3 separate regions of the Homo sapiens genome follow, and all the other regions are linked to region 1. A link is a loop called in an ENCODE intact Hi-C map of the cell type or tissue named here. Cell type or tissue: chondrocyte. All regions are shown on one strand.

What was found. Peaks named below come from ENCODE experiments on the same cell type or tissue, not always from the same donor. Only the 100,000 strongest peaks of a DNase experiment are listed, where the experiment ranks them.
Region 2: a loop joins it to region 1, with 2.4 times the contacts of the local background. A loop is called at or near these places in 42 of 110 quality-filtered maps.
Region 3: a loop joins it to region 1, with 2.4 times the contacts of the local background. A loop is called at or near these places in 6 of 110 quality-filtered maps.

The regions. Positions count from the first base shown.
Region 1 is chr13:114,112,466-114,120,465 of GRCh38, forward strand. All of the region lies in intron 1 of RASA3 (RAS p21 protein activator 3), which reads right to left. It overlaps LOC124903221 (a long non-coding RNA gene), which reads left to right and starts at 3,100. Exons shown (of 2, transcript XR_007063883.1): 1 at 3,100-3,355; 2 at 3,436-4,157. RefSeq lists enhancers at 143-738, 944-2,143, 2,367-3,231, 4,270-5,222, 5,223-6,174 and a silencer at 7,008-7,349. In chondrocyte, CTCF peaks have their summits at 428 (motif pointing right), 628 and 3,155 (motif pointing left); DNase peaks (open chromatin) are centred at 206, 536, 2,816 and 5,086.
Region 2 is chr13:114,060,371-114,068,370 of GRCh38, forward strand. All of the region lies in intron 2 of RASA3 (RAS p21 protein activator 3), which reads right to left. Among named protein-coding and RNA genes, the nearest start is that of RASA3-IT1, 45 kb to the right of the region's middle. RefSeq lists enhancers at 3,492-4,011, 4,759-4,818, 5,179-5,408, 6,339-6,468, 7,069-7,128 and 3 more and silencers at 5,939-6,008, 6,679-6,798. In chondrocyte, a CTCF peak has its summit at 4,997; DNase peaks (open chromatin) are centred at 3,931, 4,481, 5,041, 5,961 and 2 weaker places.
Region 3 is chr13:114,021,145-114,029,144 of GRCh38, forward strand. RASA3 (RAS p21 protein activator 3) reads right to left here. Exons shown (of 24, transcript NM_007368.4): 6 at 6,703-6,783; 7 at 6,245-6,317; 8 at 3,135-3,211; 9 at 260-364. Among named protein-coding and RNA genes, the nearest start is that of C13orf46, 51 kb to the left of the region's middle. RefSeq lists an enhancer at 3,120-3,959. In chondrocyte, a CTCF peak has its summit at 4,699 (motif pointing right); no DNase peak of the experiment used is centred here.

The DNA of each region.
Region 1 (8,000 bases):
TCAGATTTCAGCCGGACGGGAACTCTCTGCAGGGCCGGTGGAAAGAGATCGCCAGCCCCAGCTCTGTAGGGGTGCGGCCTGCCTCGAGCACTTCACACGCGTGCCCGGGGATGCTGGTGCTGCAGGTATGGGGACCCCGCTAGGAGAGCCCCGGGTTAAGGGTTGGTAACTGGAGAATGGGGTGGGGGTATGCCAGCTCTCCCTGCTTGCCCTGGTCCCACACACTCAGGCCTGTGTGGCCAGCGTGGTCCTCCTTTCCCACAGCCAAGGTGCCCCGACTGCCAGCGTCCACTCCCCGTGGGGCCGCAGGGTACACCAACATCTGAGGCAGAGGCACCGCTGTGGGCTCATCTCTCAGCTCAAAGGGTTTCCAAGAGAATCCTCAGCAAAAAAGCAACACTCGCCGTTCAGAGAGTGAATGAGAGGCCAGCAGGGGGCTGGGAAGGTGCTTAGCTCAGGGAGGGCTGGAGGGTGGGACTAGGAGGCACTAAAGGCCTGGGGGCTCAGAGAAAGGCCCAGCCCATCCCAGCAGAGGCCGACCAGGACTCCAGAGCCCGTGGAGGCCCTGCCATGCACGGGAAGCCTTTCCCGACTTGGGGGCAGGAGCTGGAGGGCTGGGATGATCCTAAGGGGATGCTCGGCCATAAGCCACATGCCAAGTCCAGAGCCCAACAGCTGCTGTACCTCCTGGGCTGTTTCCACGGATGAGGCTTCTCTGAATGTAAGTTTGTCTGCTCAGCCACACCGGCCTCCTCCTGGCACATCGTCTCTCACAGGCACCTCCTTCCATGGAGACTGGGGGCCTCAGACGGCTCTTCCCGACAGGGCCCTGCACTTGGGCAGATGCACCTGTGGCTTGAGCTCAGCACAGCACATAGTGGCTGGCAAGGAACGGAAGGAGAATTGGAGAAATGTATCTAAAATGTCAAGCAGACCTCTGCTACACTCACTGGGAAGAACCATGTTGCTTCTGACGAATTTCTTAAAAAGAGAGAAAGATGCCAATGAGAAAACCAGAGGGGACAAATGCTACCCGGGAATGTAAAACAGTTGCCATCAGAGACTGGCTGGCTCACATTGTGTCCACCAATCCACCCACCACGGCGAGTGATGTCCGTACAGCTCACACCGCATCCATCAATCCACCCACCACGGCGAGTGATGTCCGTACAGCTCACACCGCGTCCATCAGTCCACCCACCATGGCGAGTGATGTCCGTACAGCTCACACCGCGTCCATCAGTCCACCCACCATGGCGAGTGATGTCCGTACAGCTCACACCGCGTCCATCAGTCCACCCACCATGGCGAGTGATGTCCGTACAGCTCACACCGCGTCCATCAGTCCACCCACCATGGCGAGTGATGTCCGTACAGCTCACACCGCGTCCATCAGTCCACCCACCATGGCGAGTGATGTCCGTACAGCTCACACCGCGTCCATCAGTCCACCCACCATGGCGAGTGATGTCCGTACAGCTCACACCGCGTCCATCAGTCCACCCACCATGGCGAGTGATGTCCGTACAGCTCACACCGCGTCCATCAGTCCACCCACCATGGCGAGTGATGTCCGTATAGCTCACACCGCATCCATCAATCCACCCACCACAGCAAGTGTCTGCGATGTCTGTAGTGTCTGCGATGTCTGTAGTATCTGCAATGTCCATGCAGCTCTCACCATGTCCATCAATCCACCCCACCACGGTGAGCGTCTGCGATGTCCGTGCAGGGGAGAGAGACCTGGCCTATCCTCAGCACAGCCCATGTGACGTTAGAAAGGCAACCGCAAATTCAGCTGCGGAGTGCAAAACGAATTTCCTCCTGTCACACGCTAACTTTCTGTTCTGGATTTCCTGGGGTTTCCTTTATTAGACTTGAGTCCAGAACTCCTCTAGAAACATTCTCTGGGATATCTTGACCTGGCACGCAGAGGGGTGAAGGAACGGGGACACGGATGGATGGAGGGAGATGAACTAATCAGCAAATGCTCCTTGCACATTTCCTAGCTCTGTCAGCCAAAGTGAGGTCTGACCACAAAAGCTACCCATTCACTTGCTAAATGGTGCAAAATGGGCCCAGACCCTCATTTTACCTTTACTTAAATAACAGCATATTCTCGTCTGGTCTTTAAACCACACAGGCCAAAATGAGTTGAGCACTATCACATATTTAATTGACTCGTAAAAGCAACTTGTTTTTCTTCATCCTTCGCCGACCTTTGTTTATGGGTAACCCTTGATAACATGTGGGCAGGGTTTCAGTGTAAACCCGAGGGCAGGTTAAACACGCTCCCTCCAAAGCTTACTTGGCTTTGATTTTTCAACCACCCGCCCTCATGTGCAGGGACAGGGCAGAGTCGTGACCAACAGTGGAAAGACCCATAGCTCCCAGCTCCAGGGACGACGCGGGGGTGCTAAGCTGGTAAGCTGGGAAATTCCCGGGCACGACCCCTGGCCGTGGGTGAAAGCACCCCCAGCCCCACCCCCAGCTGTGAGATGCTGCAGGTTCCCCAGCCCCACCCCCAGCTGTGAGATGCTGCAGGTTCCCCAGCCCCACCCCCAGCTGTGAGATGCTGCAGGTTCCCCAGCCCCACCCCCAGCTGTGAGATGCTGCAGGTCCCGGCAGGAGAAGGCTTCTCCACAGAGAGGCCGCTGAACAAGGCACAGGGCCAGGTCTGGCCGTGTAAAAATACTTGGAACCCATGGGGGGCTTTGTGTGTGGTGTCATCGGCAGCTTCCATTATGTCCAGCGGTAACATGTTTACGGTCCCTGTGCCGCCGTGCGGTAGCAGTTTTCCCGAGTGTCTCCTGGCTGGGACGGCTGGTGAGGATGTGAGTTCAATAGATGAACACCCCACCTTGGTGACACAGAGGCTGGACAGTCACACCGACCCTTGGCCCGGGCGAGGCCACGTGTCCCACAAAACATAAGGCTTGGGTTAGTGTCGGGCACGCGGGGGAGGTGCCTGCCTGCGTGAAGACTGGTCACAAGACAACTTCCCAGTTTAGAAAATGGTTAACTGATTCATTAATACTCACTTCCTGTCGCAAGAGACTCATGCCCTAGAGATAAAGCCGTCGGAGGCAGAGTGCAGGCCTCGAAGCAGCTGGTCATGTCCACGCCCTCTGCAGGCCTCGTGTCCCCCTCGCTGTCGCCTGCCGATTTGGTGGCTCCTCTCATAACACACAGCCTCCTGTGTATGTTTTTACCCTACAAACGCTCTCTAACCGGTCCAGAGGTCAGAAACAGCCGCAGTCTCCTACCTCTATTGCTTCTCAAGGGAAAAGCACAGCCTGGAATGATGAGGAGCCCCCACGCCTTCTCAGTCTCCTGTAACGACGTTGCTACAGATGTATGTGTTTGTGTGAAGCTGTATTTAAATGTGAGATTATTCTTCTTGGTTAATATTTTACTTTCTGTCATAACCAGCAGGCTTAAAGAAGAAACCCAAACGCTCTGTGAATGGGACATGTGCTCAGAGGCGTCTGCAGTTGAGGCGGGTGACGTTCTGGGGTCCCTGGGAAGTTGTCATCACCCTGCTGACATGAGTGTGGATGTTGAGGCCTGGAGGGTGACAGGTCACACAGCCAGAGCCTGGCAGCAGCGCAGGGGCGGAACCCCGGGTCCCCTGTGGGCCTGTGCCCTCTCGGCCAGCCTTGCAACGCGCAGCTAACGCTCTTCAAGAAAACATTCTCTGGAGGAATCCTGCTGGTCCTGAAGTTTTTGGCCTTGAGAAGGTCATCACAGACACCCCTCCCCTCGGGCCAGGCCTGCTGTCTTGTCTAAGGGGCCCTATTTTATCTGAGGTGATTTGCAACTCTGAAACACACATACATAAAATAGAAATACCGTCCTCACTATTAACCTAGAGACCCCCATCCCTACCCCTCCCTATGAATGCTTTTTCATAAACATGCCGCATTCTGAGGAATCCGAAAGACTCCAGCGTAGGACAGACCGCTGTTCCAAGCCACTGGGAAAGGGGAAACTGGTGACTGAGCGGCGCCCGTCAGAGCCATTAAAACGTGAGGGAAAACTGCACCTTACGGCACACGAACCCTTAGAAGAGGCAAAACACTACTGAGTTAATGCTTAATTTATTTGTAATGATAAAAGTTTTTATCACTTTAAATAAAGTTATTTGAAAAAAGTTATTCAATGGCAGCCTAATAATTTTGCTTAATGAAAAATTAACTCTGCAAATACAGTTTCCACTATTCACATGGAGCCTGCAGGTTTGGAGAATCCTCTGCATCAGTGTGGGTGAGCACGTGTGTGAGGGGTGCACGTGTGTGAGGGGTGCACGTGTGTGAAGGGTGCACGTGTGTGAGGGGTGCATGTGTGTGAAGAGAGCACGTGTGTGAGGGGTGCATCAGTGTGGGTGTGCACGTGTGTGAGGGGTGCACATGTATGAGGGGTGCACGTGTGTGAGGGGTGCACGTGTGTGAGGGGTGAGCACGTGTGTGAGGGGAGCACGTGTGTGAGGGGTGCACGTGTGTGAGGGGAGCACGTGTGTGAGGGATGCACATGTGTGAGGGGTGCACGTGTGTGAGGGGTGCACGTGTGAGAGGGGTGCACGTGTGTGAGGGGTGCATGTGTGTGGGGGTGCACGTGTGTGAGGGATGCATGTGTGTGAGGAGAGCACGTGTGTGAGGGATGCATGTGTGTGAGGAGAGCACGTGTGTGAGGGGTGCACGTGTGTGACAGATGCATGTGTGTGAGGAGAGCACGTGTGTGAGGGGTGCACGTGTGTGAGGGGTGCATGTGTGTGAGGGGTGCACGTGTGTGAGGGATGCACGTGTGTGAGGGGTGCATGTGTGTGAGGAGAGCACGTGTGTGAGGGGTGCACGTGTGTGACAGATGCATGTGTGTGAGGAGAGCACGTGTGTGAGGGGTGCACGTGTGTGAGGGGAGCACGTGTGTGAGGGGAGCACGTCTGTGAGGGGTGCATGCAATGCTCCTGTATGCACATCTGTGGGTGAGCACGTGCGTGAGGGGTGCACATCTGTGGGTGAGCACGTGCGTGAGGGGTGCACATCTGTGGGTGAGCATGTGCGTGAGGGGTGCACATGTGTGAGGGGAGCACGTGTGTGAGGGGTGCATGCAATGCTTCTGTATGCACATCTGTGGGTGAGCACGTGTGTGAGGGGTGCACGTGTCTGAGGGGTGCATGTGTGTGAGGGGTGCACGTGTGTGAGGGATGCACGTGTGTGAGGGGTGCATGTGTGTGAGGGGTGCACGTGTGTGAGGGATGCATGTGTGTGAGGAGAGCACGTGTGTGAGGGATGCACGTGTGTGAGAGCACGTGTGTGAGGAGAGCACGTGTGTGAGGGGTGCATGTGTGTGAGGGGTGCACGTGTGTGAGGGGTGCATGCAATGCTCCTGTATGCACATCTGTGGGTGAGCACGTGTGTGAGGGGTGCACGTGTGTGAGGGGTGCATGCACACACACCTGTAAGCATGTGTGTGAGGGGTGCACGTGTGAGGGGTGCATGCACACGCACCTGTGTGCACATGTGGATGTTGCCGTGTGCACGTGTGCACACCAAGTGTCCGTGAGTGCACGGGAACAGCCGTTTAGAAGTGCCTTAATCTTCCCGAGCACAATAGTAGCTCACCTCTGCAAGGAGGCTGAAAATTCTCATTATGAGTCTCATAAATACGTGGCCACGTTCATGGGTTTGTCTTATTTATCCCTTACTCTATAATAACTTGGAAGGCACAGCCAATATTTCCCTTATATCCTGGGACAGCCCCAGTTCATGGCTCCCGACGACTGCAGCTGCCTCCTGGGAACCCCAGGGGGGCAAACTCAGGCCCACCCCCGCCTGTGTGACTCAAACCCCCCAGCCAAGTGCCTGTGGGAGGACATTTTAGTGGGTGGGGAAGCTTCTGAAAAATCACTTTACTCTAACTAATATTTGTAATTAACACATCAAGTAAAACTAAAAGCTTTTGCCTTGCCGTTGTTGCCTTTTGGTGGGTGACCTCAAAAAGTCATCCATCTCACACTGACTCTATCACATCCCAACTCTAGCCCCAAATCCTAATAAACACACCAGTTAAGAATGCATGGCACATTTTTACAAGCCTCACAACTTTCTGATTAGATGCATAGAAATGTCCCAAATATTTCTGAAATATTTTATTTGAAAACCGATGTCACCGCCACTTTTAAGCCACAGGCATTACACTAAAATCTGGACTAGCGTCTAAGCAAGTGGCAGCTTTTGAGCTCCGCACACTCCGTGTGACCATCCACAAATCTATGATGAATTATTAACCAGACCAGGCTAGCCCACTGCCTGGCCTTCTCTGCTGAAAGTCAGCAGCTGTATCCTGCCTGAAAAACACCAGCATTCTTGTGTTCATAAAACCCGCTGGTTCCAGTGCAGCTACCCAGAGGGAAGCCTTGGGTGTGGGCAGCGACAGGGGTGTGGGTGCCACCGTGGGGTCCCCCAGAAGGAAACCAGGGGAGCACAGAACTAAATGGTCACCCATGACAATGAATCGTGATCTGGTGGGAAGAAATCAAAGTGCTTTTATTTGGAGATGAAATTGGCTGCCTGCCCCTCCCTCTCCACCCCCCGCTTTCCTCCTGACCCACCCACCCCAGCTCTTTTCCCCGGCCTGGGAAGGGCACATGGAGGGCAGAAAGGGCTTCCCTAAAGAAAACACAGAAATACACTTTATAAAGCAAAATAAACTTAAAAAAAGGCACTTAGCAAAAATGTAGTGAGAAGTGTTTTTTCCTTTCCAGTCTTTCATTTTCACTCAGCATTTCCATAAACACATTCTTGGGTCCAAATGCTGAGAAACTCTTTCTCTAAATACTGGAGGAGCGCTAAATGGAGCAGGAAATGATGGAGAGAGAAAGGAATGCCACTGATTCCAGACGGATGGGACCAGCTGGGGAATTCAGGAAGCGGTACGGAGGTCCCGGAGACAACTGCTCACGCCTCTGAGGGGCCGATCGCTCAGGATCCCCCAGCAGCAGCGAGAGAACCAGCAGGGCCCCCCTCCCCTCTCCAGCCAGGCGTCGATCAGTGCCCCCCTCCCCTCTCCAGCCAGGCGTCGATCAGGGCCCCTCCCTCTCTCCAGCCAGGTGTCGATCAAGTCCTCACCTTCTCTCCAGCCAGGCGTCGATCAGGGCCCCTCCCTCTCTCCAGCCAGGCGTCGATCAAGTCCCCCCCTTCTCTCCAGCCAGGCGTCGATCAGGGCCCCCCCTCCCTCTCTCCAGCCAGGCGTCGATCAGGGCCCCCCCTCCCTCTCTCCAGCCAGGCGTCGATCAGCGCCCCCCTCCCCTCTCCAGCCAGGCGTCGATCAGGGCCCCTCCCTCTCTCCAGCCAGGCGTCGATCAAGTCCCCCCCTTCTCTCCAGCCAGGCGTCGATCAGGGCCCCTCCCTCTCTCCAGCCAGGCGTCGATCAGGGCCCCCCTCCCCTCTCCAGCCAGGCGTCGATCAGGGCCCTCCCTCCTCTCTCCAGCCAGGCGTCCATCAGGGCCCCTCCCTCTCTCCAGCCAGGCGTCGATCAGGGCCCCCCCTCCTCTCTCCAGCCAGACGTCGGTCAGGGCCCCTCCCTCTCTCCAGCCAGGCGTCGATCAGGGCCCCTCCCTCTCTCCAGCCAGGCGTCGATCAGGGCCCCCCTCCCCTCTCCAGCCAGGCGTCGATCAGGGCCCCCCTCCCCTCTCCAGCCAGGCGTCGATCAGGGCCCTCCCTCCTCTCTCCAGCCAGGCGTCGATCAGGGCCCCTCCCTCTCTCCAGCCAGGCGTCGATCAGGGCCCCCCCTCCTCTCTCCAGCCAGACGTCGGTCAGGGCCCCTCCCTCTCTCCAGCCAGGCGTCGATCAGGGCCCTCCCTCCTCTCTCCAGCCAGCCAGGCGTCGATCAGGGCCCCCCTCCCCTCTCCAGCCAGGCGTCGATCAGGGCCCCCCTCCCCTCTCCAGCCAGGCGTCGATCAGGGCCCTCCCTCCTCTCTCCAGCCAGGCGTCGATCAGGGC
Region 2 (8,000 bases), 52 kb before region 1:
ACCTGTCTCAGGTCAGCAGCCAGGAGCTGCCCAGACCTGGCACAGTGGACCAGGAAGGGAAGGTCACCCAAGCCTCCACAGGTGGGGCTTTCTGCAAGCAAGGTGCAGCGGTCAGCCCGAGAGGCCACGGTGCCGAGCAAATCCTGGTTGTCCTCATGGGGACGACAGGAATTCAGTTCTGGCAGAGCCAAGACTGCCGGGAAGCCAGAGGGGCTCCTGCAGGAGGTGACGGGCCTGCGGGGACGCGAAGGGCCAGGACCGGACACGCCCCGTTCCGCTCTGCTTCCAGTGAGGCGAGAGGCGGGCAGGACGCAGCTGGAGCCGCGCACGCCCGGAGCTCAGGCCAGGACTGTCCCCCAGCGCTGCGCTCGCCCGCGGTGGAGCTGCAGTGTTATCAGTGGTCAGCTCAAGTCCAGTGGCTTGAAAGGGAGGCAGAGGCCTCACCTTCCCTGAGGCTCCCTGTGAAGAGCAGGAGGCTGGGCCCTCGGGAAGACCCCAGCCAGGCTCTGCCACCTCCACAGCCGGGAGACGGGGCCTCCAAAGCCGGCAGACGGAGCCCCCACAGCCGGCAGACGGAGCCCCCCACAGCCGGCAGATGGAGCCCCCCACAGCCGGCAGACGGAGCCCCCCACAGCCGGCAGACGGAGCCCCCACAGCCGGCAGATGGAGCCTGGGCACTGCACACAGAGACATTTCTTCTTCCCGAGACCTCGCACAGAAATTACTCACTTAAAAGCACTTAGAGTTTTTTCATTTTTTCAGTGGCAAATATTTCGAGGGAATACCACAGAAATAGCCACACCAAAACCCAACTCAGTTCTCCCTTCTCCACCCCCGCCACGGCCGGGGACGCTGCCTCGATGCGCGGGGCTCCCTCCGCCATGGCCGGGGACGCTGCCTTGATGCGTGGGGCTTGGGTTCTTCAGGTCTCTTGATGTTTTTCCTCTTAGAACCGCAAACTACGGTTGCCTGAAAAGGTTTCTAAAAACCCCAGGCGCCCAGGCCCACCTCAGAGAACGGCTCTTTAAGGGTGATGGGTTATGAAACAGGAGCCCTTTGGGAGGCCAAGGTGGGTGGATCATGAGGTCAAGAGATTGAGAGCATCCTGGCCAACATGGTGAAACGCCGTCTCTACTAAAAATACAAAAAAAAAAAAAATTACTGGGCATGGCGGCAGGCGCCTGTAATCCCAGCTACTCAGGAGGCTGAGGCAGGAGAATCACTTGAACCTGGGAGGCGGAGGTTGCAGTGAACCGAGATCGCACCACTGCACTCCAGCCTGGGCGACAAAGCAAGACTCTGTCTCAAAAAAAAAAAAAAAAGAAAAAGAAAGAAAGAAATACGAGCTTTGAAATCTATACTAGCCATGGAGTCTAACACGATCCTTAAGCGAACTGCTCATTACAAAGCGTGGCAGGCTGCCTTCTCTCCAGAGGGTTTCTGGTGCCCTATCCACGGAGGCGGCAGTGGGATTCAGCCGTCACCTGTGCTTGCGGTGGTAACTCCATCTCAGACTCAACAGGGGACGTGTCTGCACAGAGCACACGGCGCAGGGGTTGGGCGGGGAGGACGGCAAGGTCAAGCCAGCTCAGGGGACATGGTGGGCAGGGGGCTCCAGATCCCACGGTGGGCAGAAAAGGCGGGGGTCGGACTGACGCCGTCCTGGACCATGTCCACGTCTGGGGTCTGCAGGTTCCATCTCCCTTTCCACTGTGCCTAACCTTACATCTATAACCTACATCCAGCAAGACACGATTTTCCACGATGAGTTGATTCGTAATTCCATTTATGTGCAAGTTTTTAGAATTTTCCTGTGGGTTTTTTTTTTACTTACTTATGATTTTAATTTTGTTTGCTTTAAAAAAAACACATGCATAGGAAAGAATGCTTCCTTTCATTTCAATTAAAAACAACAAATTGCTTTTTTTTAAGCAAAAATTCATTGAGGGGGGGCTCGCATTGTACAAAGAAAATCAGACCCACCGGGATGGCTGTGATCAAAGAGACAGTAACAAGGGTAGGGAGGTGGAGATGCGAATCCAAACACACAACTTGTGCAAAGGTCAAGTGGCCACAGCCGCCACGGAAAACAGGCTGGCGGTTCCTCCGACGTTCAACACACAGTCGCCACGGGACACAGTGGTTCCACCCCCAGGTGTGCAGCAATAGACATCACAGCCCACGTCCGCACGCAGACTCGGACACGCGTGCTCACAGCCCACGTCCGCACGCAGACTCAGACACGCGTGCTCACAGCCCACGTCCGCATGCAGACTCGGACACGCGTGCTCACAGCCCACGTCCGCATGCAGACTCGGACACGCGTGCTCACAGCCCACGTTCGCACGCAGACTCAGACATGCGTGCTCACAGCCTCAGTCATGACAGCCAGACAGTGGAAACAAGGCAGGTGGGCCTCGGCTGCTGAGGGAGCAACAGCAGAACGGTGCTCAGCCCTGGAGAGGAAGGACGCCTGGACCCTGGCCCCACACCACAGCATCCACAATGTGGTGCCAACCAACAGGCCACGCACACAGAGGCCATGGGCCAGACGCTTCCACTGACACGAAATGCCCAAGAGAGGCACAGCCGGCGACAGAACGGGGACCCGTGTCTGCCGCCCCAGGAGAGGCTGCAGGCCGGAAACTGGAGGATTACAGGGCGCGAGTGTCGTTTTAGGGAGATGAAAATGTTCTAAAATTGGCTGTGGCAATTGTTGCACAACTCTGCAAATATACTAAAAACCACTGAATTGTACATTTCAAAATGGGTGAATTGTACGGTGCTTGAATTATACCTCAATAAAGCTATTTTTAAAGAAACAAAATTTTAAATACGTAAAAAAATCAGAAAGTGAAATCTGGAATTAACATTCCAGGAAACATCCTCCTGGAGTTTTTTCTCCAAAAATATAAAATAGAATAAAATATATAAATGTTATAGGTTTAAAATATACAAAATATAAATATATTTGTATTACATTTATAACATAAATACAATATTTATAATACAAATATAAGTATATTCATACTATAATGACTCATTATATTATAATACAAATATATTAACAATAATAGTAAATATTTATGTTATAAATATAGAAGATACGAATGGAAATACGGATAAATTTTTTAAATAAAAGTGAGGTTATGTTCCCTGTGACAGAGTCAGCTTTTTCCTTTCACATCAGGCCATGGGCCACTTTCCAAAGAGCTGATAAAACGCTGGGGTCAGACGGCACGTGTGTGCGTGGACAGCAGTGCCAGGTCCCCCTGCCATGTGCACGCTGTGTGGTGGGAGCAGCAGGGGTGAGCACCCTGGGAACGCAGATCTGTGCAGTGGCTGATTGTCCCCGTGGGATAAATTCCTCCAAGGATGTGCACTGTCCTGAGGCCTTTGAAACACAAAGCCACAGAACCCTCCAGGGAGTCTGGACCAGTGTCCACCCCCAGCATACGCCGTCTTATAAATATTTCTACAGTTTGCTAAACCGGTGGCAAAAACCTGCTTAAATTTTAAATGTCTGGCTCATTGGTGAGGTGGAATGTCCATCTTTTTATGAGCAGTTTTAAATCTCATTTTTTCTTGAAATGCTCTGGGCCTGTTTTCTATTAGAATGACCATCTTTTCATGCTCAGGATTTAACCCTCCGGGAACTTCTGAATGTGTGTTGCAACTTAAAAGACATATTATTTCACAACATTTAAGGAGGATCTTTTTTGAACTAAAAAAACCCCCACAAATTTGTTAAATTTGTCACCAGTGGGTGACTATGGACCTGTGATCAGCCAACTCTGAAATGAGCTCCAGCAGATGGACACAGCGTCCCAGGACCTGCAGGAGCAGAGGCTGCGAGGCCAGCCACGTCCACCTCGATCACGTCACCTCGTGGGCAGAATGGCCTACGCCCCATGTCCTCCCAGCCCCACCCAGAACCCACGGTGAGCACCCGGCAGGAAGTGGCCACAGCACCATCACTGGAGGCCACGCGGAGTCTGAGGACAGCAGCTTTCCCCCCTATGCTGTTGTGGGGACTCCAGGCTCAGCCTGAGGACAGGGTCAGTTCCCTCCACACAGCACCAACACTCCCAGGTGCAAAGCCCAGGCCCACGGACAGCCCCCCGCTGTCCGTGGGTCTCATGGTGGGGGCACCCATTTTCTTTCATCAGCAGGAAGGTTTGTGCTTTCTCCTTCCTGGGCAGCAGAGTTTGAAGCGTATTCCAAAAGAAAAATGAAACCGGCTGAACGCTAGGGCATTCCTCCCATCCCCCATCCTGTTCGGTGGCCTGTGCCGGACAATCTCTTCTTTCTGATGGACTCAAAGGGGCCACACAGCCACCAGGTGCCCCCCTTCCCATCAGCAGCTTAACCTCGGGGTATCTCTTGGACAGGCCGGCTTTGTCTCCAGCCGAGGTCAGCAGCAGTCAGATGCGGGATGAATGCCTGGCCCAGGCGGCCCCCACTCACCGCCCGAGGGCTCTGGAACTCTCTTTCCAAATAAAGAAAAAGTGCGGCCTGAGAGGACCAGGCTCGCCTGAAATCCTGCCATGTGGCCTAAGGAAATTAACGCACGCAGCAGCCTCTCCCTCTGAGGCAGAGACCCTGGCAAAGTCTCCTTTCCCTCAGTCATTTCTGGAAGAAGTGCAAATGAAGTTTCACAGAATCAAGCAAACTTTCACGGGGAAAAAAGAAAAAACCTCTTGCAGAAAACAGAGTTGACCTTTAAGTAGTGGCTCTGATGAGGGGAAACCATCTGAACTGAATTCCTCCTCCTCCTGGAGCCTGGAGCAGGGGCTCAGCTGGGACCAGCAGAGAAACCCCCGCCTTCTCCTCCCTGAGTCACTTCCCAGCATCTGCGCAAGGCTGGCGCTGCCCCATCCCGCCTGCGGCTGCTCCCATCACGTGATCATAAGAAAATAAACCTGGTTTCCCAGCTCTGTGCTCTGCCGCAGGCTCGGGGCCCATTTCCCAAACGCTGGGGGGAGCCGGGAGCTGCCAGGGCTGCCCCAGCCTCGGGGTAGAGGGTAAAGGCTGCGTGAAGAGGAACCAAACCCCAAACCGGGTCTGCGAAGCAGCCCTGGGGCTCCCAAGCCAGCCTCTGGGCTGAGCTCTGCGGTCCTGAGTCACTGCCTGACTCATCCTCAGAGGCGCCCCACAGAGAAGGGGCAACTTGGCCAGGGAAAATGCTCCATCTCCGCAAAGGACAGGAGGCAAAACACACCCATCAGAAGCACATGGCCAGTGCAGGGCCACACAGCCCTGGCTCCCACAGACCGCAGGCTGGAGAATGGGGGTCCGCGGTCAGCTCATAGCCCACCCGCCACCCAGCACTGCAGGGTCACACAGCCCTGGCTCCCAGAGGTCAGAGGCTGGAGGGCAGGGGTCCGTGGTCAGCTCACAGCCCACTCACCACCCAGCACGGCAGGTCTCAGCGGAAGCCCCACACACACTGGGTTGCAGCCTCCTGTGGTTCAAGATGGGTGGGGTTATTTTGAAATGTTGGCAAATAGAGCTGTGAGTCTTCAAACGGAACCCAAAGACTCAGTGAGGAAAGCAGGCGGGCTGGGCTGAGACTCACAGCTGCAGCGGCCGTGGTGAGCCACCTCACCTCCCCGAGCCTCAGTCTCCCCATCTGTTCAGGGGCACCGAGGAGCTGCCCCTCGGCTCATGGGCTCTGTGGTCGCCAGGCACGCCACACACCACACGCCACACACCACTGCACGCAGCACCCCGGGACACTGTGGCCTCGGCTCCCGCCTCTCCTGCACATGAGGCTCTTTCCTCTCTCCCACCCCATACCCCCCAAAAAAGAACCACCATCCTTACAAACAAATGAAAATCGGCTGGGTCTTTAGGGCCCGGCCACGATGTGTGACTGCAGCAGTGACTCTCAGGAGGAGGCACAACCAGACACCGGGTCCCCTGCAGCAGCTGAGACACCTCAAACCCCAAACCCTCAGTGAGGCCCTGGTGGGAAAAGGGGCTCTCCAGGGAGGTGCCAGGGGCAGGAGAGAGGGCCAGCGGCCGAGGAGCGGGAGGCGGCCGGGCGAGAGGAGGCCCGGGCAGGAGGGAGAAGGGGGGACCTGGCCTTTGCTCCTCATGGGATCCTCGGTGCGGCCCCCTCGTGACAGGCCCAGCCTCTCCCTGCAGTGGCCCAGCCACAGCTCAGGGCCAGGAGGCTCCTGCAGGCACAGGCGGCCGATGAGTCCCTTCCAGGCCTGGGCCTGGGGCAGCCTGCCATGTGCAGTAGACACTCAGTACTCACAGAATACGAGCAACCTCATGCTCTCCGCCGGCTGAGTTCCTGTGCGGCTGAGAGAACCCCCTGCATCATTCTGACACAGGTGCGCTCCTGTGAGCCAGCATGACACGGAAGGACACACACATGCAGGTGGAGATGGAGATGCTGGGCCGGGCTTGGGGGTCATACAGACAGGACCAGGGGCTCTGACCTGCTGGGAGATTTGGGGCCAGCATTCCAGGACTGAGAGAACAGATCCCTGGCCTGGGGTGCTCTGGGGCTGAGGATGGGCCCCCACCTGGGCTGAGGATGGGCCCAACCTGGGCTGAGGACGGGCCTCCCCACCTGGGCTGAGGACAGGCCCCCCTACCTGGGCTGAGGACGGGCCCCCCAACCTGGGCTGAGGACGGGCCCCCTGACCTGGGCTGAGGACTGGCCCCCTGACCTGGGCTGAGGACAGGCCCCCCAACCTGGGCTGAGGATGGGCCCCCCAGCTGGGGCACTCTGGGGCTGAGGACGGGCCCCCCACCTGGGGCACTCTGGAGCTGAGGATGGGCCCCCACCTGCGGTACTCTGGGGCTGAGGACGGGCCCCCCACCTGGGGCACTTCTGGGGCTGAGGATGGGCCCCCACCTGCGGACACCCCGGGGCTGAGGATGGGCCCCCACCTGGGGTACTCTGGGGCTGAGGATGGGTCCCCTACTCCAGCAGTTCTGGGATATTCTGGGCTTCAAGAAGCCTCCAGTCGTGTCAAGCAGGTTTTTGTTTAAGCTCTAACTTGAGAGTGAAAATAAATGTTCATGGGAAATGTGACTTTTCATGAGTCGCCTAATGTCAAAGTCGGTGTTTCCTAAGTCAGCAACTTGGTTTTTATTAAAAGCATCTGAGAGAATGAACCGTCTGTCTCCCAAACCACCAACTTCCTCCTGCCCCTTTCAGTTTCTAACCCCAAATAACTTCTCCCCTCCCGAAAAACTTTGGAGCTGTGGAGACATTTCTTGGTTTAGTCATTTCTACTACACAAAAGTACTATTTTGGGGGTGATTTACATCTTGCAGTATGAACAGAAAGAAACCTCCCTGTCTTTAACAAACACCCACTGCGTGCACACAGGACGGGACGGGCTTCCACCCAGAAGAGCTCAGAGCCTGCCCCTCAGGGCTGCCAAGTGAGGGTCCCTGGTGATGTCTGATGTCCTCGTCTGCCTGGGAAGACCCAGCTCTCCTCGCTCAGCTCTAGAAGATCTATCTGTTCCTTGACTTGTAACTTCTAATTGTACATAAAACACACAAACAAAAGAACAAGAACTCCCCCATAATTCCACTTCTCAGAAATCACATCACATTGACGTTTTTGTCTGCGTATCCAGATCATTTTGGGGGTGCTCATGATTTTTTAAACAAAAGAACTTTTCCTACAGACACAGCTTTGTAACCTAACGCATAACCAGCTTTCGGAGCAGGAGTTCAGGCCGTGGCACCTCTGGGTGGAGGGGGCACAGAAACCAGCCACGCCTGCAGTTTCTTCCTGTTGTGGCCACGGCCCCTTCTCCCCGAGATGGGCATGCAAATGAACCCTGCAAAGGACGCAGGAGCAACTCCACAGAAAGGGGGGGCCAGGGCTCCGCGTGGGGCAGAGGGCTTTGCCCAGCCTCAACCCCAGTGGCAGGGGGTAGGGTCAGACCCAGAACCCTGAGGCAGAGCCTCCCTGAGCCAGGACTGTCTGCGTGGATGAGGGTTTGGGGAGAGGTCAGCCACGT
Region 3 (8,000 bases), 91 kb before region 1:
GTTTTGAGGTGCCAGCCATTGTGAGTCCCTGCTCAGTGTGATCCCTGCTGCCTCTCCTCACCTGCCATTTCTCACCTGCTGTGGGGCAGAAACTCATCAAGCCAGAGCTCGTCAGAGCTACATGCAAAGTAAGAGCAGGTGGGTGCTGGGCACAGCCGAGGACCAGCACATGTGGCCTCTGTGCCTTTCCACTCAGAGGCAGCACGTGTTTTTGTGGCTCTCAGAGATGCGGAAGTCTGCAGGTGCAACATCATCTTACCACGCCTCGTAGGAGCTGGACTGCCGCAGGACTTTCAACGGGATCCTTAGTTCTCCCAGGAATTCATCTCCAAACTTCAGGTTACTGGCATTCCAGAGGTCAACTCTGAAAAACAGCATCAGGACAGCTCTAGCTGACGGCGGGCAGCCCGTGTGGAGCAAAGATGACAGGCCACGCTTTGTTCCCCCAGGAGCAGAATGGAGCCTGCAGCGCCTCCCAGAGTCTCCATCAAGGCTCAGCCCACAGGGCACGTTTCAAACACGTCAGACCAGCCTGTGGCTTTGGAATAAAGATGAGTGTCTCCCAGTGGTAATGGGCAGGCAGAGGAAGGCGGAAGGCCATGGGCCCGGACTCAGACCCAGGCTCTTAGATAGGAGGGAGCCTGGGCATCGCTGCGTGCACCCAGAAGCTACATGACCCCAGGCTCTTACATAGGAGGGAGCCTGGGCGTCGCTGCGTGCACCCAGGAGCTACATGACCCCAGGCTCTGTGCCAGGAGGGAGCCAGGCGTCGCTCTGTGCCAGGAGGGAGCCAGGAGTTGCTGTGTGCACCCAGGAGCTATGTGGCTGCTGCCACTCTCAGCTCCAGCACCATCTGTCCCCTTTGCCCACAACAGGCCCAGCACCAGCAGTCTGTGCACGGCGGGCAAATGTAGAACCCTGTCTCCATGGATTGCTCATGATCTAGGGGCACAAAGTGGATTCAGGGGCCATGCACACCACAGCGGGGGGAGAACTGTGGCCACAAACCACAGCACGGTCCACGAATCTCCGTGACTACCGCAGGCCCAGCATTGTGAAGCTTCTGCTCATGTCTAACACAGCAGCGGCTCCCACTAATGTTCTGTCCTAGTGTGGGATGGTACGTGTCCCCTCAGACCTGGGGCTGTGAAATTCTGACAGACATACAGCATCCCCGGCTGCAACAAGTCTACAGGGCTGGTAACCCAGTCCCTCATGGCCAGGACCCACTCATAGGCCTGAAACACCTGAAGTCATGCGTGGCCAGCCCTACCCACGGGCCTGAAACCACACAGTTACACGTGGCCAGCCCTACCCAGGGGGCTAAAACTCGGCAGGCCTAACCACACTGTGGGCATCAGGGGCATCCCCCTGGAGGGAGAAGATTCCAGAAGGCTGGGGATTTTGTTACCCTTGCGAATCCTGCAGGGAAGTGGCACCACAGAGGCACTGGCATCTGGGCCGGGGAGGGCTGACAGGCTGCACAGGAACCCACAGCGCGTTCCTTTCAGAAGGAACATGAGGGGACCGCTGATCTGCCCATGGACACTTTAAAAAAATGTGCTGAGTGGCCAGGCAGGCGCATTTGCCTTTAATAAGGGAAATATTTAAAACATGTTTTGTGTGCTTTTAAAAAATTTAATAACTAGGACTTCACTCCTGAATTCAAAACTTGGTGTAAAAAGAAACCAACAATGGCGCTTCCTTCTCTTGAAAAAGGGGCTGGTGTGAGTCCCTGGGGAGGCAGATCTGACCGACCACGTCAGGGACATTCTATGGTTCAGGACCCTGACCCCTCAGGAGGTGGATCTGACTGACCACGTCAGGGACATTCTATGGTTCAGGATGGAGACAACTATGGGGGACGGATCTGACCGATAACATCAGGGACATTCCTACAGTTCTCAACCACAAAACCACGCCTCCCAGCAGCCGTAGGGCCTGAGCCACGCACCGGCTCCACGTGTCCCATTAAGGGTCCCCCCAGGGCAGTGTTAGCCCCTGGGAGGGAGGGTGACCAGGGATTTGATGGCCAGCACATTCTCCAAAATGACCTAAAGAAAGCAGGTGCATCCCAGGCTCAGGGACATCCCAGGCTCGGGGACATCCCAGGCTCGGGGAACATCCCAGGCTCGGGGAACATCCCAGGCTTGGGGGCATCCCAGGCTCAGGGAACATCCCAGGCTCGGGGGCATCCCAGGCTCGGGGGCATCCTAGGCTCGGGGTCTCAGGGCCGGCTGGGGAGGGTCAGGAGGGAGCCGTTTCCTTCCTTCTCTGTCCAGCATGGGAAGATTCGGGGGCTTCAGGGGAGGCTCATCTGCCTCTTCATAGGGAATGGAGGCATTCGTTGGTACAGAAGGAACAGAGGCTACGTTCAAAAATAAACAGGAATCCAGCTTATTTTCACTGGGAGGAGGGAACCCGCCGGGGTTTGTGAAGGGCACATTCTGACGCCTGCCCTCCCCAGAACTCTGAGTCAGCGGGATCGTGGGGCTCTCTAAATCCTGGGCCTGAGATCGCGTCCTGACCTGCGTGAACCCACAAGCGATTTCCCCGTTTCCCGTGGGAGGCGTTGAGGAGCCAGGAAAGGGCGGTGGGGGCTCCATGGGCAAAGGCTGAAGATGCAGCTTCTATGACCATACACAGGAAACATGAACCCAGGACGCCAGGTGAGAGTGTTTCACTCGAGTCAAAGGGGACAGGGTCTCCACAGAGGCCACCCAGCCGAGAGTTTCAGCAGTGCCAGTGGGTCCTGCTCGGTCAGGGCCAGGCGTCGTGCTGACCCGCCAGGCCCTGCGACCTCTGAGTGAGGCCTGAACCCATGGAAGGCGGAGGGCTTAGAACAAGACCTTAAGAACGGCTGCAGCCCCCGTCACTCCAGGTGGATGAAGCCTTACGGCCAGAGGGATGCGGACCTCTGGCTTTCGCCTCTTCGCAGGTATTGCAAGGTGAGCCCTAACACCACCCACAGGCTGTCACTTCAACTACAACTTCTAACATCCTGTTGTGAAAATTACCAAGAAAATGGAAATTCATTTCTATCTATGACCCTATATTTAGTAACAAAGAACAAAAGAGCTGAGGAGTTTGGGTGAAAACTGCCAAGTTGGGGACGCGGAGCCTGGTTTTCTCACCTGATTTCGAGCTTGTCCACGTCTTCCTCCTCAAAGTCAAAGTGGGACTTCTTGCTGTAGCTACAGGGCCGGGTCACCTGGAGTCAGACGAGAGAGAAAGCGCTGAGACCGCGGTGCCACCAGGCGGGGGTATATGCGGACCTAGGCCCCGGGCTGCCCTACCCTCTGCGCTTACCCACACACCACTCAAGGGCCACAACCAGGAAGGCGCCAGGCGGGATTCGGGATTCAGGCCTGGCTTCCTGAGTGCCAGCATTTCCTACTCACGGCGCCCCTGGAGGGGCAGACCCAGGTGAGACCTGCCCCAAGGCTGTTCACGGCCACGGCCGGACTCTCCCAGTGGCTCCTGATGGGTGCCGGGCTCTGGGTACCTAAATGTCCGTCACCTGCGCCTGCTCTGGGCCTGCCACCCCGTGAGGGAGGGAGGGTCCCCTCTGCCGTGGAGACGAAGCCAGCGCCGCCCTCCCGTGGCCCCACCTCAAGGCTCTATTTGCCAACAGGAAGTGAAACGCGTGAGGTCTGTGGAGCCTGAACCTGGCCGGCCCCGAACAGGCCCCAGCACTCCAGGGAGGGTCAGACGGTGGAAAGTCAAGACGCTGCTACCTTCCTCCTGACACCTCCGCACCGTGGGTTCCTTAGAACAGAAACGGAGTGAAGGCGTGAAGGGTCGAGGCTCCGGGACCGCCCCCCGCCAGCCAGCAGGGCCCTTGCAGCAGAGCAGGAGGCCGACCCACAGGCTCCAGGAGACAGTGGTTATCACCTGGAGTTCCGATTTAACCACCATCAGCCGTGCACCAGGTCACCTGCGTTTACAAGAAGGGCTCCGTCCTGCCCGGCCTCCCTCCCTGCCCCCCCTTCTCCGGGCCTCAGCAGTGATGCTGGCTCAGGAGCTCTCAGCTCGAAGTTCTGATGTAAGGCTTGACACCAAAATCATGTTGCTAAAACTGCCTAACCTCTGAGCTTGCACTTCCTGATTGGTAAACTGAGGTGAAGATCACGCAGGGGCAGTTCTCTGCTTCGGGTTGAGGGCTGCTGACGCCTCCTCCTTCCTGACCTACACACCACTGTCCAAAAATTTGCTTCCCCCCAACTTCCCCATCTCACAAAACTCAGGTCAGGCAATGCCTCCTCCAGGAAGCCCCCAGTGCCCCTGCCTCATGCCCTCTCTGCAGGGCAGGTCAGGCAATGCCTCCTCCAGGAAGCCCCCAGTGCCCCTGCCTCACGCCCTCTCTGCAGGGCAGGTCGGGAGCTATTGTAGGGGCTTGTCTGTTTGCATCCCTCCCATGCTGGCCTGGTGTGGTGGCCTTGGACTCCTCTGTTTTCTGCCACATCTTATCACCAGCTGATCACCAGCACGGTGCTGGCACCTGACACGTGTTGAGTGAATGAAGGCAGCTCCTACCAAATTTATGAGATTATTTAATCTCATTTAGAGAGTTAAAGGGTCTTAATGTGTCTAGTTGTTATCCTGGAAGAAAATGGTACAGACGCTGCTTCCCATAGAAACGGAACATCTGTTTTCCTGGGTCTGCTCCCAGTAGGTGGCTGTCTGACCACAGCCCGCGGGGGATGTGCTCCCTCCCCGGGGCTCAGCCTCCAGCTGGGTCAGAAGCAGCTGAAGCCGAAAGAGACAGAGTCCTGGTGAAAGAGGTCTGCTAAGGAAGGGGAGGAGACGGAGTGAAAGGTCACAGAGCCCAAAGAGCAGGGCCCCGCGCGTCCCACACAGCAGCGGTCAGCGAGGTCCGGGCCTTCCCTGGAGCCCCACAGGTGGTGACGCAGACCATGGTTTTCAGACTGTCTGTGGTCACTAAATTGCTCCTGTAGGCTGAGACCCACGTCTTTACAGAGTGAAACAGGAGTGCACACAGTAGAAACAGCATGAGAACACTGCAAGCGTGATGAGCACCCGTGTGTGGCCGGGCAGTGGGCGAGCTCTACCCCACTGTGTGTATGACAGCTCTGTGTGTGGCAGCCAAGCCAGCAGCCGAGGCGGGGGGAGCTGCCACCTGGAACTCGGTCCATGCTGCATGCCTCCTGCACCTCCAACAGGGCCCACCCTCCCCCTGGGAGCCTGGCAGCTCCCTGCCTTCCCTCGCTCTGGCAAAACCATCTTCTCCGCCTGTCTATAAGTGAGGCTTCCGTTTGAGACAGAGAACAGATTCCACCTCTAAAGCCCTCCTCACAGTGGCCCTGAAAGCCTGGCCCTGGCTTTGGACACCAAGTTCCCACCTCTGCCTGTGGGGCCCTTTCGAGCCTCAGCAGTGCCAGTGGGTCCTACTCAGTCAGGACCCACTGACCGGTAGGTCCACTCTCCTACGGTCCCCTGAGAGCTGCATGCATCGAGCCCCACTCAGCCATCATGGCTCAGGGGAGCCCGCCCGACCCCTCAGATGTGACTGGCCATGCTCTTGCCACAGAGGCCTCATCCATCCTCACATCTCCAGGGCCTGTGCACCGGAATGTTTGTGGATGGGAAGAACATCTGCCTAAAGGCCCTGCACACAGCTGTCCCCAAACCGCACCGGCCACATGGCAGGTCCTCACTCCACGAGATGCAGCCATCCCAAACGGGGTCACATTCCACCAGGTGCACCCTTGCACCCTCCTTTTCATGGATTTTGGTGCTTCATGTTCTGAGAGGATCTCTGTGTCTGAATCCTTTCCCCTTTGTTTCAAAACCCTGCCTATTTCCACTGGAACAAGCCTTCCGCCTCTCAGGGATGCTTGGGCAGAGCAGCCAAAAAAACAAAAACCCCCAAGGTCCTGGTAATTTGGAAAGCATTAATCTGTCATCTTTTAACTCAAATCTGGGCCAGTTCGGGAGACAACGAATGACCTTTCTCTCTTGGGAGAGGAGGGAAGGTCCTGTGGCCACGGGTCCAATCCCCAGGGCTGGCTGGCTGGGCTCGCTCCTCTCCGGAAGGAACCCAGGGCCGGCCGGCGGGGCTCGCTCCTCTCCGGAAGGAACCCAGGGCCGGCTGGCGGGGCTCGCTCCTCTCCGGAAGGAACTTCCAGAGGGAAGAGACTGAGATCATTCTGGATCCAGACTTTCTGCCAACGTGTCTCGGGTGCAGAGTTTCCACTTAACGTTGACCCATGAAGATACCAACCTCAAAATAAAACACTTCATCGAACTGGGGATTGTTGGTCTTCCTCTTCACTTTCGTCTTCTTTGCTTCTGATCTGTTATCAAGTGAGAAAGGATTGGGATTAAAACAACACTGCTGATTCCAAGTCTCTCAGTGGTAAAACCGAGCTCTCAAATGCACAAGTCACTTATTGGCTTTATTTATTTTATAAATATTTCTGCTGGTCTCCAACTCCAGATGGTATGCAAATCAGGAACCTTTACTCAGCCAAAAATACCCAGCGTGAAGAGCATGAAGGCTTCATTTTCTACAAAGCAATTTTGGAGCAATAAAGAAAACAAAAGGAAGTAAAAATTCACATTCTACCTCAAAGCGCAACCTCCTGACTCCTCCCAAATGAGGCAGTGGTCTCGTGATTTCAGAGCTGGACCCTAGCCCCCCAGGACCAGAACAGAAACCTGAAGCGTGAGGCAACTTGCCTGAAGGGTCCTGCCAGCGTCACGGTGGCGTAGGGGTCACATTGCCCATTCACGATGGGGAGGCCCTGGCACTCGACGATGCTGAGGAGAGAAGCAGAGGCGGCGTCAGGAGGGAGCGCAGACACCTGGGCGAATGGCGAGACAGCTCTGGGTCAGGCAGGAGGCCTGAGTTCAAGCTGTGAGATGAGGTTTCCTCACCGGAAGGCAGGGAGGGCCACACCAGCCATTCTGCCTCGGTGTGACGCTGAATCACGCTGGCCATTCACAAAAGCCCAAAACAACACCTCTAAGGTGAGCATGTGCTTTAGCGTGGACGCCAGCAGTGTGTGACAGCACATCTAAAGCAGCGTCATCGGGGGGGCGGGGGGCAGGACCCCTAAAACAGTGTCATCCTGGGGGCCAGGACCCCTAAAACAGCATCATCTGGGAGCCAGGACCCCTAAAACAGTGTCATCTGGGAGCCAGGATCTCTAAAACAGCGTCATCCTGGGGGCCAGGACCCCTAAAACAGTGTCATCCTGGGGGCCAGGGCCCCTAAAACAGCATCATCTGGGAGCTAAGACCTCTAAAACAGCATCATCCTGGGGGCCAGGACCCCTAAAACAGCGTCATCTGGGAGCCAGGACCCCTAAAACAGTGTCATCTGGGAGCCAGGACCTCTAAAACAGCGTCATCCTGGGGGCCCAGAACCTCTAAAACAGCGTCATCCTGGAAGGGGGCCAGAACTTCTAAAACAGCATCATCCTGGGGCAACCTCTAAAACGGCATCATCCTGGGGGCCAGGACCTCTAAAACAGCATCATCCTGGGGCCAGGACCTCTAAAACAGTGTCATCCTGGGGCCAGGACCTCTAAAACGGCATCATCCTGGGGCCAGGACCTCTAAAACGGCATCATCCTGGGGCCAGGACCTCTAAAACAGTGTCATCCTGGGGCCAGGACCTCTAAAACGGCGTCATCCTGGGGCCAGGACCTCTAAAACGGCATCATCCTGGGGGCCAGGACCTCTAAAACGGCATCATCCTGGGGCCAGGACCTCTAAAACAGTGTCATCCTGGGGCCAGGACCTCTAAAACGGCATCATCCTGGGGCCAGGACCTCTAAAACGGCATCATCCTGGGGCCAGGACCTCTAAAACGGCATCATCCTGGGGCCAGGACCTCTAAAACGGCATCATCCTGGAGGCCAGGACCTCTAAAACGGCATCATCCTGGGGCCAGGACCTCTAAAACGGCATCATCCTGGGGGCCAGGACCTCTAAAACGGCATCATCCTGGGGCCAGGACCTCTAAAACGACG